2 separate regions of the Homo sapiens genome follow, and region 1 is linked to region 2. The links are chromatin contacts, found by Hi-C or POLR2A ChIA-PET in ENCODE. All regions are on one chromosome and are shown on one strand. Each heading gives the region's core, a stretch centred on a gene start or an enhancer-like site at or near the end of the contact. The rest is flanking DNA. Distances are from core to core; before and after follow the strand shown.

Region 1 (3,261 bases), core at 227-2,726, 520 kb before region 2:
AATTGTTTCACTTACATTCTTACTTGCACCTGTGAGGGAGCCATTGTTACTGTCATTTCATGCATGGAAAGGCTGAGGGTCACAGAGGTTAGCTGATTTGCCTAACGTCGCAGAGCTGAGAACACCAAAGTCAGGGCCAGGATAATTATCCAGTGTTTGTCCCTCTGCCAAGTGCTGCCCCTTGGACTTGGGGCCCTCAGGCCATCAAGACTGGGGCCCTTTGCTCCTGGAGTGTCCCAAATTGATAGTGTAAGGGTGGTTCCGATTGAGTCTGACATGCTGCTAGGAACCCTCTGTTTTCTTCCCTTTATTCTCTTCTATCTTCCTTTTCCTAAGGCTCATCCCACTGTCCATTCTTCATAGGCTTCAAGGTGCTCTTTGACTTTTCTCTGTAGCTAGGCCATGGGACTTTCAGGTGTCACCCATCCTCCCACCCACTCACTTGCCTCTTGACAGTGCACCAGCTGAGGCACAACTATGTGTTGGGGAGATATGTAAGGAGAAATGTGAGACGTGGTCTTGCCCCTAATAAACTGTTAAAGAAAAATTATCCTGATATCTGTGAAAAACAGCAACGAACACTTTATTCAAGGCTATTGCAGTAAGGGTCAAGATTATTGCAATAGGTGAGAGGATTGAAACCCAAATACATCAGGGATAAGGGGGGATTTACAGCCAATCAGCACGCTGGGGGAGTGGATGGAAAATTACTAACAGGAACTTGATTAGGTGGAGGAAGAGGAGCTTGATTGGATGTTGAGGGTGAGAGAATCTCAGTAAATGGACTTAACAAGATTCATTGCTAAAACTTGGCTCATCAGGTCAAGGGCAAGGCCTAGTTGAGAAGAAGGCTTCAGGGAACCCGACTAAAGTTTGGTCAAGGAGGGAGTCTTTGCCAGCACTCACAAAGTCATATGAGAGTCAGGACCCAAACACAGGACCCAAGCTGCTACGAGGCAGTGATGTGCCAGCCATGGCATGGCTGAAGCTTGGAGAGGAGCCAGTGGATATATCTGGGTTATTCCATCCCCTCGCTCCAGGGCTGACTGGCAGACAGTCACACTGGCTTCATCTCAGGTTCATTCATTTCTCACTGCTCTATGATACACCATACTTTTCTTCTACTTCATACTTTGAAGCTTGAATTTCCAAGATTTGATAAGAAAGACTGAAAACCATAAGCAGACTGAAAAGTGCCAAGGCTTTATCTAGATCTTGGACAAGAACTTTAACCTCATGTTTCTTGTTTGCAATATTGAGACAATACTTGTTACAGATTGAATTGCGTCCCCCAATAATTCATTTATTGACTTAACCTGCAGTATGACTGTATTTGGAAACAGGGCCTCCAAGAAGGTAACGGTTAAATGAGGTCATAGAAGGTGGGGCCCTAATCTGGTGTCCTTGTAAGAAGAGGAAGAGATACCAGAGATCTTTTCCTCTGTGCACACACAGAGGAAAGGCCATGCAAAGACACAGTGAGAAGGTGGCCGTCTGCAAGCTAGGAAGGGAGGTTTTACCAGAAACAGAATTTTCTGGCATCTTGACCTTAGACTTCTTACTTCCAGAACTGTGAGAAAATAAAAATGTCTGTGGTTTAAGCCCTCCAGTCTGTGGTACTTTGTGATGGCAGCCTGAGCACACTAGTACAATACCTATCCTGTGGGTTTACGATGAGAACTGAACATAAGGTGAGTTGAGGACCTAACTGCAATTCACACGTTGGCTTGTCCCCCTTTCCTCCTGTCATGTGATTTGTAGGGTGTTAAGGGTCTTTTGCCAGCAGACACCTTCCTTGTGACCATATGATGGTGTGGAAAATTCACACAGTAGAAGCATTCTTTTGGATTCAGGCTTTGCTTCTCTGTATAAACTAAAAGGGGGAATTTTCTGAAAGCATGTTATTATCAGTTAGGATTCCTGGTTTCAAGCAGTGTACATGGATTGGCTGGTTTAGGCCAAAAAGGAACTATTGAAAGGATATAGACTGGGGTACAGGATTGGCAGGAAGGATGGAGGATCAGATGTGGGGCCTGCCAGCTGGCAAAAGGGCCAAACGTCACACCTTAGAATGGGGCGTGAGGACTGCAGGGCTATGCTGCTGGGCGCCGGCTGCTGCTGCTCGCTCCTCTGACCCTGTGAACACTGGCCTGCTGTGACACTGCTGGACTAGACTCTTCTATGACCAAGTCCTCCACACCGATGTGCCCTGTGGTCTCTGTGATTCTGGAGCGCTGCTGTCTCCTTGGCTGAGCTTAGATCATGAACACTGGCATTTTCAGCACTGAGAGTGGGAGGCAACTCTGCCTCCTGTCAAGATTCATAAGGTGGGGAACTTCCCCAAACAATTAAAAGCAGGCTCAAAATGCCAGATGGTCAAAAAGAATAACAAGTTCCCCCACAGATACAGGGAAACCTTTCAGAACCCCCACATAGGAAGTGCAGCTTCACTCACAGGAGTGAGAACAAAGAATTGGAAAGCCGACGGCTGGTTACTCTGCATCTCTCTGCCCCTGTCTCTCTGTCTCTGTGTCTCTGTCTTTCTCTCTCTCCTATATTTTCCAGCTCCACTTGCTAAAGGTAAGGCCCACCTCTGTCCTGACCATTAGAAATTAGTTGTCTCCCTTAGAACATCTTTTTCCTCATCTTCTGCAAATACTTTTCAATCCCCCTTGGAGATTCCCTCCTCTGTCCATTTTTGGTCTGGGTGGGCTCCATCCTCAGCCCTCAGGATGGGCCATAGGACCCCGTCCCAAGCCAATCAACACACTATTCCCTTGGATGCAGGAGTGAGTATGTGACCTAAACAGCCTCGATTCCCACCCCCTTTTTTATTGAACTCAAACTTATCTGTTGCAAAGTGTACAAAGTATACAACTTGATGAATTTTACATAAAATCCGTTGTATACATCTGTGGAATCATTACTGAGATTGAGATACTGATCATTTCCATCAGCCCAGCACCTCCCCTTGTAGTCCTTCTCTGTAATACTCCACTCAAAGATAATCACTATTCCGACTTCTGTTACCATTAATGGAAATTTTACCCATTTTTAAATTCTATATGAATGGAATAATATGTAATCTTTGGTGGCTGGCTGTTGATCTTTCTGTTACTGACTTGCAGCAGTTCTTTATTTTGGATATGAGTCCTTTGCTAAATACATATATTGCAAATATATTTTCTTAGCTCATAGTTGCGTTTTGACTCTCCTAACGATGTCTTTTTAGGAATATTAGTTCAAATCGCTAGTCTTTCC
Region 2 (3,613 bases), core at 861-3,360:
TAGGAAAGCAGGATGACTACATTCAACAATAATTCATTGTACATTTTTAAAAAACTAAGAGTATAATTCGATTGTTTGTAACACAAAGAAAGGAGAAATGCTTCAGCTGATGGATACCCCATTTACCCTAATGTGATTAATATGCATTCTACACCTATATCAAAATATCTCATATACTGCATAAATATATACACCTACTATATACCCACAAAAATTAAAAAAAGAAAAATAAAGATTTCAGGAGAGATTTCAGGTGGGTGATATCAAGGTCCAATGTATGGTCATTGGACTATATGGCTTAAGTGGAATATACATAAAGCTCACTGTAGTCTCTGTCCTATTTATCTCTCTATGTATCGGTCAATCAATTAATCAATCATCTTATCTAGCTATAACACTACTGGTCCCTAAGCATCTATACATGTATAATAGCTGACCATGCTTAAGGTGAGTTGCAGTGAAGTAACCGTCTTGTGAATGTTGTTACTAATAAGCTGATGCTATTGTAATTTTTGCATACATCTTGAAAAATGATCTGATTGGTTCTAGTGCTTCAATATACTAAACTATTTGTATATAGTATTTGTGTTGAGGCACATGTTGGTTTTTCCCTCTCCTGACAGTTATGAAAAAATTATTTTGACTACATTAGTGGTCAATATTCCTAGTTCTGATTATAAATATGTTACTACAATTTCTTCTACTCTTGTATCACCTCTGTTAATAAAATAAAAAAAATTGTATCTCAAATTACATATAATTTAATCCTGGAGTAAGGAATAATACTGTTTTATCTAAGAAGGTATTAAGGGCAGGCTGACAGGTGGAAGAAATTGGGTGTAAACTTTCAACATTCAGATATTTATGGCCTAAAATTCCATCATTATCACTTCATGCCTTTCAATTAAGCTCTAGTTAGTCTCTCTCCAGGTTTCTTTTAAAAGGCAATTATACACATCAAAAGAATAACCAATAAAATCCTGTCATGTTAGTGTAAATTAATTTATCACATCACTCTCCTATATGGTCCCTACAAGATGAGAAGACGAAGCAAGCATGGGAAACTTGGAAATTTGTGGGAATGGAGCACTGGCTGAAATGGAGAATAGAGTATAAAAACATGAAAAGCGAGTGTTGTAATACCTTCATCTTTTCAGCTATATTCAAAAGCCTTTAAAGGAAAGGGATCATATATTCTTACATGACTCATATAACAATTCTTGTCCTCTTAAAAATAAAGCATATATTTACAGGTGAATAGCTAAAGATTTCAGAGATTTTATTGCATATATATCCCAAGATCCCACAACACTTGTTACAAGATCTATTCCTTCAAACCAATGACTTCAGAAATCTTTTTAAACACATTACTGTGTTTCATGATTTAGAGGGCTGTATGCATAACTATGGATACAATAGAATTCCCATGGTGATTATGACAAGCCCCAAGGCAAGTGGTTTTCATCATATTTGTTGTCCCAATGTCACATTTGTCATCATTTTTGTTTGTCATGTCCCAGTGATATAAAGGAATTCATCCCTGCCAAGCCCAAGTTCAAAAGGTGAAGAAATAGACTCCACTCCTTGGTGGGAGGAGCAGTAAAGCTGCACTACAAAAAGGAGATGCTACAGGGATGAGAAGAATGCTTCGCCATTTTTGCAAATTAATCCACATACATTTTATAGACATAAATATAAGTGTGGAAGGATACATAGCAAACTGATAATATTGTCCACTTCAGGGAAAGGATCAGCAAGGGAGACAATATTTTATTCACTTGTATTTGTTTGACTTACACCAAACATACATTACCTTCATAAATTTTATTAAGCAGAGAGTTTTAGTAAATATAAAAGTTATAATAATTATATTTCTATCACCAAAAGTTTAATTTCATGGACACCTTAATTCATTAACACTCAAAAGAATAGAAAATAGAAAGAAAACACCCAAATAGAGCAAGTTTGTCAATATCATAGTACTATTGTTAAAGGAAACCAAAGGAAGAAATGACTTTACTGAATGATCCACAGAATTGTTTTGCAGTTTCACAGCTCACAGATTGTTTTTCACCGGACGCATCTAAGCTTCTAGTGTCGAGTTTCACTTTCAAATGTCAAAGCAACACCTCAGGAAATACACATGGCTCAGCCTGTTGCCTTTGCTTATAAAAAATCGACTCCCTTTTCAGTTAGTACTGATGGATGAAAGGACATTCTCTGATCTTTTCACCAGTAACCAGTCATATAAATCCTCCGATGAGCTCTAATTTAGTAATCTGAAATGTACAGTACTATTCACAAGTTTTTCATGACTCAGAATTTGCAAAGAATTTGATCAGGTTTCCTTTTCTAGTTTTGGTGGTATTGAGTCTGGGGAATTAATATCATAATGATCTATAAAAATGTTTCAGCTGGCTTTCGCGCTCTCTCGCGCTCTCTCTCTTTTTCTCTCTCTTTCGGTTAATATCTTTGCATCTGTGTTTCCACCAAAGAAATTTGGAACACATATCATATGACAGTGTTGTTGACACACCCCATATCTGCTCTTCAGCTTGTGTGGACACTTCTTTTTTCACTAGAGTGCTTTATTATGACTTACCTTGCTACTGTCCTGCAGGTGAACAACCCACAGACTGTGGTACCAAAATGTTTTGCGCTGAAGCTTGTAAGACAGTCACCCCTTGCATTGTTCATTCAGGCTTGATAGGATTCTCTGCAGGAAATCATCTTGAAGAGCTTGTCTTTGAAGAATACCTCTCACCACACAATTGCCCATATCTCAGGCCCTTTTTGTTCAACAGCCAAGTCATCATGTATTAATACTGTTTATACTGCCCTAAAACACAGGGACATCCAAAGGCATGCTACACCAGATAAGAGAATGAAAACCCCCTTCTACCAGTCAATCATCAGCTCTAAGGTCTTATTTCTATATTTCACTGAGTCATTTTGGAAATCATGCATGTGAAAGTCTTTTGATCTTGTATCAGCATTGGGGAAAATGAACAACTTTCTCGTATTGATTTTACAGCTAAAATTTCTCCATCCAACTGAATTGCTCAAATTGGTTAAAATCATAAATTGGCTGAAAACCAATACAAGCGAATAAAACATTGTGTCCCTTGCTGATCCTTTCCCTGAAGTGGACAGTATTATCCGTTTGCTATGTATTCTTCCACCCCTTTCTTTACAAACCAAAACAAATTGGTTAAAATCACAAATTGGCAGAAAATAACAACTTTCCAGTTACTGATTTTTTAAACATAAAGGTAATTTATGTATATCATAAGATCATAAGACTGTTTTATAATTTTTATGTTTTGATTCATTTTACATCTTTTCTTCAGAAAGTATTTGTTTAATGGTCATTTGGTTGCAGTTCTTTGTAAATGTTAATTTATATTTTAGTATTTTTATTTATTTTTGGAAACTATTTCTCACATTATTTGTGTAGCCTAGGTAGTTAGTTTACTGCAGGAAAAGAGTTTTATTGTTATCTGGCCACAAAGGTGATCTCGACGTATCAAATCTTATCAGAAAGTCTCGTCTTAATCTTTACTGAAATCTGGATGTTTCTGTTTACTTGGAATGCTAGGAGGTCCTTTTGAAT

Evidence for each region. Hi-C counts contacts between places; a loop is a spot of excess contacts on that map. ChIA-PET counts read pairs that join two places held with the same protein, here RNA polymerase II (POLR2A). Pooled maps may share reads with other maps.
Region 1: a map with no recorded cell type shows a loop between it and region 2 (9-fold over the local background). The contact joins two enhancer-like sites. A Hi-C loop is called at or near these places in 2 of 168 maps with a recorded cell type or tissue (B cell and IMR-90), 14 of 37 single-sample maps with no recorded cell type and 9 of 50 pooled maps. POLR2A ChIA-PET finds 5 or more read pairs at or near these places in 5 of 52 experiments (AG04449, BJ, Panc1 and 2 more).

What each region holds. Positions count from the first base shown.
Region 1 is chr1:173,412,491-173,415,751 of GRCh38, reverse strand. The region is part of intron 2 of LOC100506023 (a long non-coding RNA gene); the gene reads left to right. It also overlaps a transcript of TNFSF4 not described here. Among named protein-coding and RNA genes, the nearest start is that of PRDX6-AS1, 47 kb to the left of the region's middle. RefSeq lists enhancers at 1,049-1,098, 1,159-1,318, 1,899-1,948. Within about 2 kb of position 1,476, at least 4 of the 41 ENCODE cell types and tissues checked have a DNase peak (open chromatin) inside an H3K27ac peak, as active enhancers do; they include B cell, where a contact is called at or near this core.
Region 2 is chr1:172,893,853-172,897,465 of GRCh38, reverse strand. No RefSeq gene overlaps it. Among named protein-coding and RNA genes, the nearest start is that of TNFSF18, 160 kb to the left of the region's middle. Within about 2 kb of position 2,110, at least 7 of the 41 ENCODE cell types and tissues checked have a DNase peak (open chromatin) inside an H3K27ac peak, as active enhancers do; they include B cell, where a contact is called at or near this core.